Regions from separate parts of the Homo sapiens genome. Here region 2 is linked to region 1. Evidence: chromatin loops called from intact Hi-C (ENCODE). Cell type or tissue: GM12878. All regions are shown on one strand. Each heading gives the region's core, and the rest is flanking DNA. Links, peaks and the distances in the headings are about the cores only.

The links. Peaks named below come from ENCODE experiments on the same cell type or tissue, not always from the same donor. Only the 100,000 strongest peaks of a DNase experiment are listed, where the experiment ranks them.
Region 2: a loop joins it to region 1, with 4 times the contacts of the local background. A loop is called at or near these places in 1 of 110 quality-filtered maps.

Annotation. Positions count from the first base shown.
Region 1 is chr2:13,190,666-13,197,471 of GRCh38, reverse strand. The region is part of intron 1 of LOC105373436 (a long non-coding RNA gene); the gene reads right to left. All of the region lies in intron 1 of LOC105373484 (a long non-coding RNA gene), which reads right to left. Among named protein-coding and RNA genes, the nearest start is that of MIR3125, 460 kb to the right of the region's middle. In GM12878, for the core only: CTCF peaks have their summits at 3,350 (motif pointing left) and 4,100; a DNase peak (open chromatin) is centred at 3,341.
Region 2 is chr2:13,519,447-13,526,252 of GRCh38, reverse strand. It overlaps LOC105373485 (a long non-coding RNA gene), which reads left to right. Exons shown (of 2, transcript XR_922814.3): 2 at 2,898-6,756. Among named protein-coding and RNA genes, the nearest start is that of MIR3125, 790 kb to the right of the region's middle. RefSeq lists enhancers at 2,722-3,091, 2,471-3,670. In GM12878, for the core only: a CTCF peak has its summit at 2,904; DNase peaks (open chromatin) are centred at 1,546, 2,537 and 2,912; H3K4me3 peaks cover 2,458 bases; H3K27ac peaks cover 4,028 bases.

The DNA.
Region 1 (6,806 bases), core at 654-5,653:
AACAAGATGAAACAGACAGATTTAGATATCAAAGAGCAGTGCAGGCAGAATGAGACCCTAAAGAGCTGAGTCATACACAGAATGGGAGATTGGACATGAGACTAATTCTTTTTTCTCACTTGTAAGTGGGAGCTAAATGATGAAAATACATGGACACCTAGAGTGGAGCAACACACATTGGGGCCTTTTGGAGGTAGAGAATGAGGAAAAACAACTAATGGATACTACTAGGCTTAATACTTGGGTGATGAAAAAATCTGTACAACAAACCCCTGTAACACAAGTTTACCTGTGTAATAAACCTGCACTTGTACCTCTGACCTTAAAATAGAAGTTTAAAAAAATCTACATGAGTGAGAGAATGGTGATGACATTTACAAATGTTAAAAATGCAGAAGTTTTCCAATTTTGACTTTAGGCTTTAGAAATAATGAAGTAATGATGAGCGGGTTGTATTTGTCCAACCAAGGGATGGAAGTTTCAGGGAGAGGTCAGAGCTAGAGATTTAGTTCCATGTGCCATTTACATTTGGCTGCCACTCATGAGCTTTAATGATTTTTCCAAAGAAAAACCACCAGGACAAAGTCAATAGTCTCCAACATCCTCCCCCAACTATTAATATAGTAGCTATCCATAAACATCCTATTGAAATAATCTTCTGAAGATAACCCTAGGAAAATGTTGCTCTAGAATAATTTATTATAGAAAAAGGGTATGTGAAGACGTATTAGAAGACCTATAAATATTCTCATTCTAATAAAATTTGATGCAGAATCTAAGCTTTTATCTGAGAGGGCATCATGTATTGCAACAAGTGTCATTCCAGCTAGATACTACTCTCACTAGTATAATATCAATCATGTTAGTAGCAGGCTAAGTCATATTATTATGCTAATTTTTGACTGACAAGTGATTTTCAACTCTGTAATTCAGCAGCATCTACTTGACTTGTGGGACCTTCTGCTAGATCAGTACCAACCTGATACCTTGATTTTCATGCGACCTCAACCCATAAACTTTGCAAAGTTTAACTACGTTCTCCAAGTCCTCTGGTATTCTGTCTTTTTTTTTTTTTTTTTGGCGTGGGGGGAGCGGGGTGGAAACCATTCTCCCAAATACATCACATATTTATTTGATTTGTTATTTAGTCCTAAGCTGCCTTTAAAGCTCTAACAGTAATAGCTTTATTTGAATTGATAAGTTTTTTGTTGTTTGTTTTCAGTAATGCTACAAATAGAAAAACCACATGCATTATGGAAATAATCATAACCTTTCCACAAACATGCTTTGTCAACATTCTAATATTTAATCAGATATATCTGAAAACATATATATATATATATCAGTTTTCTTTTTATTAATATCTTCTATTCTGTCTGATTTCCTGGGAGTATACCACCAGGTTTAGAAATTACTCATATATTATTTACACACACACACACACACACACATATATATATATATACATAAAGCTATTATTTGAAACCTATTTTCAGAGAGCATTGCTTTAAAAAAGTTAAAAGAAATTAGCCAAGCCAGGCCCAACGCTCTACTTATCCTTTGATACTCACAAATATTCCCGAAAAATATTTATTTTTCATCCATGTTTGCCATCTATCTCTACTACCTTAAACTTTTTATGTTAATAGGATCAATAATTTTGGATGATGATTTTCAATTTTTTTATGACTCCAAATACTAAAAGATAGTTATTGGGAATTTTAAAGGTCTTGTCCTACAAATGTTTCAAACAACTTTGTATCTTGACCTATTATTTACTATTCAGATACATTATTTTATTTTAATTTCATTGTAACTTATTTCTTTCCTGAAATCTAATGTAGATATGTATATGAAGAAGTTGGTTAAAACTATATTTTCATACTATCATAGTACATATGTTTATATTTTATGTATATAAATTTTCTTGAGACAAGCGAAGTTGTTTTTTTATTATTTATATGTTATCTAATAATATTTAGGTAAAAACAAATATTTGATGAATAATCATTATTTTCAAGTACTTGCCTATTTTGTAAATTAATCTAACTACCAGTTATTGTAAATTGCACAAATATATCATTACTCATTTTAAGTCCTCATCTGGATGTCATTTCTCATACCAAGTTTGCTCCTTGGAATTGTCTTAACTCTCTTTACAGAAGAGTTTCTTCCAAAGCCTTAAAAACTTTCTATCAGAAAGAACATCGTCTGTGAAGTCTTCCTAGTGGTTGATCACCACATTCATTTAATCTATTCTCTATTTAGCTCTCATAGCACAGTTCATCACAAAGAGTAAATAACTAAAAATACTTTCTGAATTTCGGTCAATGATGTTGTTTTGCATAAATAAATTTGCAAATTTTTTGTTTCTCAGTAATTCTATATATAGTTCCATCTCACATCAAGAGTAAAAGTGAATTTGTTACTTATCATAATGGCATTTCTCAAAATATTTAATGTACCGAAAATTAAATCAAATAATAATGTATACAAATTAGTTGTTGATACACTTCTGTTGCATTTAATGCAAACTACTTGAGGATCTGTGACGATCCTCAAAAGGCTGAAAGCAAATTAAAAATCCATGACCTTATCAGAGTGTTGGAAGAAAAAAAATCATGGGTTTTAAAGTCAAATTGTCATTGGTGTGGTTTTGAGGAATTACTTAAACTCATGAGGGAGTTATCTCATCTGTAAAATAAGAATCACGAATAAGTCCTCCTTCTTTGTATAAAGATTACTTTTCTCTCCTCTCTGCTAGTCTTTGAGTTCATCCAAGCCATTGTCTGAAAGTTGCATCATCCCCATCCCAGTGCAGAATTTAACACCTAAAATTGACTCAACATATGAGTGAGAAAAAAGGCAAATAATGAGATTTTTTAATGCCCATGAAGAGGAAAAAGTAATTCGTAGGTCTGATACCATTAAGGAAGGACTCCCAGTAAATAGGAGTACTGAGCTTGACACCAGAGTGTGTATGGGACTGAAAAAAAAGGAAAGAATATTTCAGTTGTGCTTCCTCTAAGCCAAACGTAGACCTTCGTGGTAACTACATGAAAGCATCTTCGGCGTGTAAAAGTTCATAAAATGTTCATTAATAAATGTGTTTATGATGAATCTTTCTAGATATGTCAAATCAGTGCAGGACATATGTTTGTCTAGCCTAATGAGTAGAAGTTCTTTAAATTTCTGATCAGCATGCCTACAATGCCAGGATTAAAAAATAGTTAGAAATTAATTACTTAAAAGTATTCTTTGCCTTTTCTTTTTTTCTCCATCTCTCCTATTTTGAATCAATTTGAAACAGAAAGCATAGGGAGAGAATGTTTCATAGGTCATTGTGCCCTCTTGTGGTAATTCGATTTGGCAGATAAATACTGAAGAATCAGGCAGGAAGACAAGAGGCTGCTGGACCCTCTACCCATCCTGCCTGCAACAGATGATGCTCCTCTAGGCATGAAAGCCAAAGTAGCCACTAATGCATCTGAAACTACAGGTACATGATAAAGAGAGAAATTTGACAGAACTAAAAAGAGTTCAATTGTACCCACACTTTCTGAAAAAGCATTTTGTTTTTAGAAGCTGCATAACCTTTGGCTAGTTACTTAATCGTCCTGAGCATCACTAGCCTCTTTTTGAAAATGAATATATTCTCCTGTCCAAACAATTCCATAGGAATTCTGTAAAGATGTCATAGGTTATTTTTTATTAAAGTATTTCGTTATCTAAATGAACAAAATAAAAGGGCATATGATTACTATATTTCGTGGTGCATACTATATATATATATATGCCATAAAAATGTGTAAGTTCAAATAAGATGCATTTAAGTGTATTCATAACTTGCATACACATTGGATATTGAATATCCAATAGCATAACTTTTTTATTATTGACTAGAAATATTGATAACTTTTAGCACAGAAAAATATTAAAGTTGAGAAAATAAACTACTGTATTTTGTGTACAGTTATATCTACTGTTAAAAGAAAGGCTTTAGACAAAATAAATTTAGCAAAGCCTATTTTAGCAAATTTATGAATCAAACAGCACAAAGAACCATGAGAGGTTCAGACAGCTCCCCCCAGCGCATGGGAAGGCAGTATTTATAAACGAAACAAGGAAGCATATACGTATATAGCTTGTGTGGTTGGTTGCAGCTGAGTGTTGACTTTCTTTATGCAGGGTGTGATGAGGCATTTGCCTTATATGGACATGGCCTGAGCAGTTGGCAGCCTGTGATTGGCTGAAGCTTATCTCATGTAAGCGACTGAGACACAGCTACTTGTTACAAGATTATATTCTTAAAATTAGGCTGCAGTTTGCTACAAATTGATTCAAGAGAAGAGGCATTAGGCCACATTTAATTTAACACTACCTATCTACTCCTTCACTAAATATATACAAACCAAATAAAACAAGAATTTCAATTCAGAAAAAACTATTAATTTAGCAAAGAAACATTTAGGTAATTATAACATGTGTTTTTATTTATTTATTCAGCAAGTGATTAAAAATAGTACGGCAGTCTCTGCTTATCAAGGGTTTTGTTTTTCAGGGTTTCAGTTACTGCTGTACAGTAAAAGAAGATATTATGAGAGAGAGAAAGATACACCATAGTCACGTAATTGTTATAATAATATGTTGTAATTATTCCATTTTGTTACTAGTTATTGTTGATCTCTTATTGTGCCTAATTTACATATTAAACTTTATCATAAGTATGTACGGGGAAAAGCATAGTGCATATAGGGTTCAATACTATTTATGGTACTATTCTGGCATCCACTGGGTGTCTTGGAGCATATATCCAAGGATAAGGAGGGATTACTGTACCCTTTGTGCAAGACATTAGTCTTGGAGTAGGGAAAACATGGTGAGTTCCCACATGAAGCTAATGTTTTAGGAAATAAACATAAATAAATAATTATAAGTGTAAAGATAGAACTGTGGTAAATGCCAGAACATGAAATATATATGTATGAGAATGTTTAATAAAGAACATTTTATTAGTTCAGAAAATCCTGAAAAAGTGACGCCTGTGCTGAAATCTAAAAGAATAACAAACATTAGAAGAGCAAAGGATTAAGGATGGATTTGGGAGAAAGAGAAATATTATAGGAAAAAGCAGTTTTTAGTGGGGGGAAATACACATTGAAAGATTGAAAAGATCAGAAAGTCAGAGAAAATAATGGCTTTAGACAAGCAGGAAAGCTCAGGCTTTAAGAATACTTTTATTTTAAGACTTGTTCTTTTTATAATTTTAATTATATAGTTTATTCCTGGAGTTCTGTAAATAAAAAATAATTTCAAAAATCAGCTGAAATAAAAGAGGGAATTCAAAACAACCTACTCCACCCCGACACACATTTGCACAAATGCACACTCACAAAATTACACTCTTTTATCTGTTCATCGAGTGTAGTGGATTTTTTTTTTTTTTTGAGGTGGAGTCTCACTCTGTTGCCCAGGCTGGAGTGCAGTGCTGTGATCTTGACTCACTGCAACCTCTACCTCCTGGGTTCAACTGATTCTCTTGTCTCAGCTTCCCAGTAGCTGGGACTGCAGGCATGTGTCACCAGGCCAGGCTAATTTTTCTTTTTTTTTTAATAGTAGAGACAGGGTCTCACCATGTTGCTCAAGTTGGTCTCTCGAACCCCTGACTTCAAGTGATCTGCCCAACTTAGCCTCCCAAAGTTCTGGGATTACAGGCTTAAGCCACTGTGCCCGGCCATGAGTAGTGAAATGTTTTAAAAGAAAATTGAGAATAAATTTGTCTTTGCTATCTATTGTTTGAGCATATTCTTAATCAGATAAATTTATGGTTACGTGCTCTGTAGAAAATGTGTTTATCACCATTATAAGATACTCTTCTCTCAGCTGTTTCTTCTTGCAGCTGATTCTCTGTTGCACAGAAAGCTTCTGGCAGATCTCCCTCTATTCTTGGTAGTCCTGCCTTGTTTATTCCCCTCCCTCAGAGGATGGGCTGGATCTAGTTAGTGAATTGCTTCTAACAAATAGAATTTGGCTAAAGTGATGAGGTGTCTCTTTTGTAATTAAATTACAAAAGACGGTGATTTCATCTTGCTGGCACGTTCTCCCTGGATCTCAAGTCAGACTCTGATGGAAAGGGTCACCTGCCAGGGAACTGAGGGCAGCCTCTGGCCAGTGGCCAGTGGGACCTGAAGACCCCACTGGCTTACAGCTCCAAAGGAACTAAGTCGTGTCAGCAACCACTGAGTAGCTCAGAAACAGAACTTGCCCCTGCCCCAATCAAACATTGAAACGACTTTGGCCCCAGTCAGCATGGTGATTGCAGCCTCATCAAGGCTGCAAGGTGAGTACTCATGCGAAGTCCCTAGTTTGCCTGGGACTGAGGTTTCCTAGGGTGCAGGACTTTCTATTGTATAATCGGGAACGTCTTGGGCAAGCCCAGATAAGTTGATTATCCTGTTTGTAACAAAAAGTCAGCCAAAGTACCCACAGGAATTGTGAGGGGACTGTCGTGGGGTGGGGGGCGGGGGGAGGGATAGCATTAGGAGATACACCTAATGCTAAATGACGAGTTAATGGGTGCAGCACACTAACATGGCACATGTATACATATATAACAAACCTGCACGTTGTGTACATGTACCCTAAAACTTAAAGTATAATAATAATTAAAATTAGAAAAATAATAAAATAAATAAATAAATAAATAAATAAATAAATAAATAAATGTATGCAGTTTTGAGCTGTTAAACGTGAGCATAGTGTGTTAGGCAGCAAAATAAAACTGAGACATATATTCAAGGCTCATC
Region 2 (6,806 bases), core at 902-5,901, 330 kb before region 1:
ATCTACAGATTACAGACATTGTATAGAAAAGCACTGTGAAGATCCCTATCCTGTTTCGTTCCGATCTAATTACCGGTGCACGCAGCCCCCAGTCACGTACCCCCTGCTTGCTCAATGGAGCACGACCCTCTCACACGCACCCCCTGAGAGTTGTGAGCCCTTAAAAGGGACAAGAATTGCTCACTCAGGGAGCTCGGCTCTTGAGACAGGAGTCTTGCCGATGCCCCTGGCCAAATAAACCCCTTCCTTCTTTAACTCGGTGTCTGAGGAGTTTTCTCTGTGGCTCATCCTGCTACAGTAGTTCCTGGGTTCCCAGTAGGAAAAGAGGCCAACCCTCAGTAAGCAAACACTTTTCAAGTTTTTACTTGTATCATACTTGCTAATGCCCTCTGACCAAAGCAATTTGCAAGGCCATGCCGAGATTCTAAGGATGGAGAGAAAAACTTCACCTCTTTTTTGAGGAGTCGCAAAGTCACATTGGGAAGAACGTACCTACATGGATGGGAAAAAAATGTGGCCGTTTTTTCACTCTACCACAATTCCATTGATTTATATTCCATTCAATATCTACTATGTTGACCAATTTTGAACCATTCTTGTTTCCTACTTAATGTGAAAAAAAATACAGTATCATCTTTAAACCCTTCCTTTTTCTTTCACCCTGTCAATGTCTTCACTGTAAACCATGCTAGCACATACCAAATATATATATGTGTGTGTGTGTGTGTGTGTGTGTGTGTGTGTGTGTGTGTGTGAAATCATTTCAAATTCTTATTCTGCATACTGGGAGAAAATAAATTCTAGACTTATTTGGTACTGAAGTCATTAATACCAAAGAATTTCCATATTAATATTACTACTCATTGATTTACTGTGTCAGTATGACTCTGTTACACCTCGTATCTGCCAATAGTGATTAAGCGCTGAATGGCATTTACCTGTAACATTTGTCTACTATGAACTGTTTTCAGGAAGATTTAATTTACACATTTAAGGACAGTAGAGCCAATATAATGTTGTTTAAAAATAGCATTTCTTAACTGCTATAAGACATCTATGAGTCTTCAACCCTATTATTCTGTCTCTTCCTTTCGTTTTTATTAATGACATTGCAGCACAGCTGAAGGCATGTCACAATTTATCATTTATCTTGAATATAGAACATGGATTAAAACAATAAAATTAGTCACCTATATATTGGCTTTCTTTTTTTTAACTTTTCAATTAGATTGACATCATTAGGAAAGACATTGACTATGAAGTACATCAAAATGAAGAACAAGTGGATATATTTTCACATGAATCCAGTTTTGTAAGTGGCTTATTAGGAAAGTGAGGTGGGAAAAGCAGTGGGAACGCGGAGGGCTATATCCTTTCTCTAGCTTGGCTGCTAACTCATTATTTATCTCAACAGGGTTACATCTCTCTAAGCCATAATTTATTTCTCTATAAATCTATGAGTTGGGAGTAACAAGCTGGTTTTCCCCAGGTATTAACAGAGCTACTTCCAGGGTTCACCACAATTGTAACTTGGTTTCACTTCTGATTTTACATTTAACTTTAAAAAAGAAAACTGAAAATTTTCACGTGTGGATGCTTTATTCATCAACTTTTCATACTTTGTGTTTGTTGTGGAGTGAATGCTGGATTAATCCCTTTTTTGAGTGTAACAGATAGTCTCCTCTGCATTTTTTGCTTAATTAAAATTGCCACTCTACTATGGACTCAATTATGTCCACTAAAAATGTATATGTTGATGCTGTAATCCCCAAATGTGATAGTATTCAGAGATAGAGCCTTTGGTAGATGAGGTTGTAAGGGTGGGGCCCTAATGATGAGATTGTTGCCCTTATAAGAAGAGACACCAGAGAGCTTGATCACTGTCTCCACCATGTAAGGACAATGAAAAGGCAGCCAGATAGAATCCAGGAAGAGAATCTGATCCTGCTGGGCTTCTAACCTCCAGAGTTCATCTTGGACTTCTAACCTCCAGAACTGTGAGAAATGAAATTATTGTTGTTTAAACTACCCAGTCTATGGTATTTGATATAGCAGCCTGAGCTGCCTAAGACATCTTTTTCTGACTGTAACAGAATAAAATCTTTTCTGCATCCTTTGCTTCATTAAACATTTTTAATATATAGATTTTTAAATTTATGAGAGTTTTATGGATATTAGGCAACCAAAACAAAGCGACAAACTCATTAGGATGTTACAGGCTTTATAAGACCCCATGAATTCCCTCCCCCATCTCAAAGTCACTTATTTATTAAAATGACCTTAATTTTCCATATGATTTTTGTTAAATACATACTACCAGTTTCATTGTGTGTATTTTTTATTGTATTAAAAAGTTCCTTCGCCTATTCTGTATGTCCACATATAAAATAGCCTGTGACAAAAATATTCTACACTGAGAATGTGAAACTTGAGAAAAGGAAAATAGCTGAGAGCAGTCTGAGATCTGCAAAGTATGCAGACCCAGAGAGACGTGGGTATGGGATTCAGTCATGCTCACACCCCACACCCATGCCTAGGGGAAATTGTTTAAAGTCATTTTGTTCCTGACTGCCTCACTCAATACCTTCATGTTCTTAGAATTTATGATACAAAGAACAATGCTGAGCCAATCAATGGCTTATATTATTTTAATGTAAATCCTCGGTAAAAACCTCAGGAACTGACTCTTTCTTTCCCTTTAAAATCCACTTGTTACTGTTGCTAATCAGAGTGTATATTCAGGACAAATAGAATCTATGCTCTTGGGCTGCAGCCCTCAAACTTGGCCCAAGTAAACTCTGCTTAGTAATAGATTAATTTTAGCTCAGCAGGTTCCTTTGAGATAGGCATATCTGGCATCGTCAGCAGGATTCAGAGTGACTCATTCTCACCACCAGGTGCGGTGTTTCTGCCTGAAAGCAGTGCTTGATACCAGCACGAACTCTGCATCTTCAGAAGTCCCACTGGGTGTTCTGGGTAAGTTCTCCAGAATTAGGACCTCCCACTCCTTGGTTGAAATATAGACTTTATTTGGCTGTTTTTCAAACTGTCTCTTTTCTTTAAGAGAGGGCTTTGGTCTCTGTCTTTGGACACAAGCTCCAAGTAAAGAGCTCTGTAGAAAATGTCTTTTTGCTGCTGTGTCTCACAGGAGAGGTTCAGATCAAGGTTCTTCCACCTCTGCCTCAGGACTGGAGGCTTAGGTCAAGGTTTTTCTGCCTCTGTCTCACAGCAGAGGTTCAGGTCAAAGGATTGGCAGTTAGACACGGATGGTTTTGTTTTATATGGCCTACTTTTAAGATTAAAACTGTTTCTTCTGCTTAAAAATTCAGACCTATCCTTTTATTTGAGACCAATTCCTGTTAGTTTCTAACCGAAAAGTGTTCCCTCTTTTTGCTCTTCCAAACAGGTACACTATGAAAGTCTGGTCCTCATACACTGAGCACACTATTGCTCCCTGGAAGTTAGAGACAGTCTGAGATAAGTTACACTTTCACCCTAAATACATTCCCAGGCTTGACACTTTTGAAAAGTTCCTAAATTATGGGAAGTCAAGCATCAAAATTAGAGTATTCCTTTTAGAAACACCAGCTGGATTTATGTATAACACTCGTGGGGTATCCTCTTGTAAAGGCCTAGGAAAGTGGACCCACCTAACCTGGTGATACAGAAGGCAGAAATTATTTAGGCAGATAGTGAGGGCAACAGAGTTCTTGGCAGAGCTTCCCTTCTAACAAAAAGCAGCCCCCCAAATCATTGCTTTTCTAACAAAGAGCAGCCTGAAAAATAGAGCTGCAAACATAGATAATCAAGCAGGAAGCTTGCACGGGCGAATGCTGGCAGAGGCACCAATAGAAAAGGGCCACCTGGGGGCCAGGCATGTCCAACACGGAGGCTCCATCTTCCCTTTTCTTGTTACCATGTGTAGAGTAAAGAAACGGGCAACATGGCACAGCTCAGGCAGAAGACCCGCCTGCATAATAAAAGATTATGGTAGGGGTGGCCAGAAATTCATACCCTATGCACACGGCACATCTAGTCCCAACCAGTTTTTCATGACCTATGCAAGTGGCACACCTGGTCCAACCAATGTTTCACACCCTGTGTAAATCAAACACTGCCTCCTCACCAGGCATCTATAAAACCCCTTGCATTTCACCATGGATCCGGCAACCCATTTTTCTGGACCCCTGTCTGCAACAGAGAGCTCTTCTCTTTCTTTTGCCTATTAAACTTCCACTCTCAACCTGACACTTTATGCATCTGCATCCTAGATTTCTGTGTCTGTGAGACAACAGATCTTGGGTGTTACTCCACAATGAGGCCATTTCACTGGGACGATCATAAACAGCAGTAACCAAAATAAGAATCCTTTGCTATGTTGAAAATAATTCTTTGTGCACACAATTGGAAAAAAAAGCTGGTTTTTGCACCACACAAACTGAATCAGAGTAGTTTGTTTGTCTTGAATTAAATCTGGTAATAAGAAATTTAAAAAGATTCTTTCTTAGAGCTCTATGGTCAGAAGTCAGCTTAACTAAAAGCTGACATTTAGGCTATAATTTTAAAAATAAGAATAAAAGGGGCTTTCTGCATTTTCTTCTTTTGGATCCTGTTTTGGGGGATTTTTTTCCGTTGACTGAAACTCTTTTTAAATGTGTTTGATCCCTCTGGTTACTTCCTATCTTGTTGGCATAATTTTTGCTGAGAAAAATGTAAAACATCATTTGCCTTTTAGAAAGCTTAACATGCCCCCAAATTGGCTCTTATAAGACTTATTCTTTTGTTTCTTTTCACTTCTGATCCTTTTTTCACTATTTTTGATACCACAAATAATAGTAGTAATAATAATAATAAAATAATATAGTATATCTCTAGAGGAGATATATTGTATTATTGTCTTTCAAAATTGTATGATATTCCTAAAATTATGATGTGTTAACATATGTTGTCAGACACAAATATGGTTATTATGTTACACTGTCATTCGCCACAGAATTTCCTTGTCAATTGTGTTTTTAACCATGGTTAGTCTAAGTCTTTTGTCATTCATAGAAAATTATTGTTTTACTTGGATTCTTCTCAGAAAGTGGTTTACAATTGACAACAGTCCAAAATTTGCTTTTTTTTTTTTTAAGACAATTCATGAGAATGAACCCTGACAAGTACTCTTGAATACAGGTTTCTAATAACTTTGGAGATTGTATTATTAGACTAAGTAAAGACTTTAAGAACTCCCATAAACTGATGTGTTCATGAAGATTTCTAACTCAACATCAAGCAGAATGAGAATTTATTATGTGGGACTGAACTGATAGAAAAAGAAGACTGAAATGCTTTTTAGGACTTTGTGTTTAAAACATTGCTGATTCTTTTTATATTTGTTTTGCAGAGTAAATGAAACTTTTTTGAGCTGTTTATAGCTTACAGAATTGGGTGAAATATAACATTTGTGAACAACATTCTCTATACCTTATTTCTCCAAAATTTAAAATCCATTTATTAATAATCTTATTTTATGGTAACCATAAAATAAGATACACTGATTATTATACTAAGGCTATGACCAAAATGGCATATTTTTGGATATTATCAGACTGCTTTAAAAAATTAAGATTGACTTTATAGAGTCAATAAAAAGTCCTCAGAGAGATTGACCTGGTACTTTGTCTACATAGTTCCTTTCAAAAATTCTGACCTTGCAGTAAGTAAAGAATGTCAATATCCAACAGGCCCAGGAAACTCAAGATATCTTGGGGACCTTGAGAAGGGAGAAGTTTATTCAATTTGTACAGGTATTACAGGCACATTCTAATTGTGAATCTTTGACTTGGCTTCCTAGCCTGGAGACTTATAAAAGCCTAATCTGAAATTCCTTAAGAAAGTTTCAGCAAAGCCAATTTAAAAGAGCCTATATGGTAATCGCTATTCTTGTTGTGTTTTTTGAAAATAATCAGGCTCAGTACAACACTAAAACTTATTTTGGAAGTAAATTGGTCCTACTAAGATTTGTCTTAGGTGTAAATGGGAAACTGGAGAGAGAAAAATTATGGTTCAGAGAAAAATTATAGCATACCTGTTATTAGATTCCAGCCCTGACCACTGTTTTTGAGTTTTTGTCATTTTCCAATAATTTGGACTGAATCCCCAATGAAACAGGTTTTTTACTATGTATTTATCAGTTTTTCTTCTTCTGAGAAAACCAAAAGCATGAAATTCTGAAGACTGGAGATGACTTAACAAGAAATGACAGTTATAGAAATCAATGACTTGACTGAGGATTATCCAAGAATGAGCCTTCCCAGTGCCAAGGGATGAAGGCCTAAGAGATTGATCATCACTGCTTCCATGGGAAGATTTTTTATAAACAGGAGAAATGAGGAAAGGAAAATAGCTCCGAGCAGTCTGAAGTCTGCAAGGTGTGCAGGGCCAGAGAGACATGAGTATGTATATGATGCCACACTATGCCTAGGAAAAGTTTAGTCCTTGTGCCCCTGACTAGCTGCCTCGCCCATTATCTTCATGTTCCTAGAATTTGTAACACAAAGAACAATGTACAACCTATAAATAGCTTATGTTATTTTAATGTAAATTTTTGGTAAACAACTCAGGAACTGCCTCTTCTTTCCCTTTACTTCCCTAATTGTTTACAAGCAACACTTATTACGTTGCTGATTTGAGTGTATATTCAGGATAAATAGAATCTATGCTCCTGGGTTGCAGCCCTCAAGCTTGGTCCAAATAAACTCTCTACTTACATTGTTTGCCTCAGCTGCTTCCTTTTTTGTCAAAAAATCCACGGAATTAAA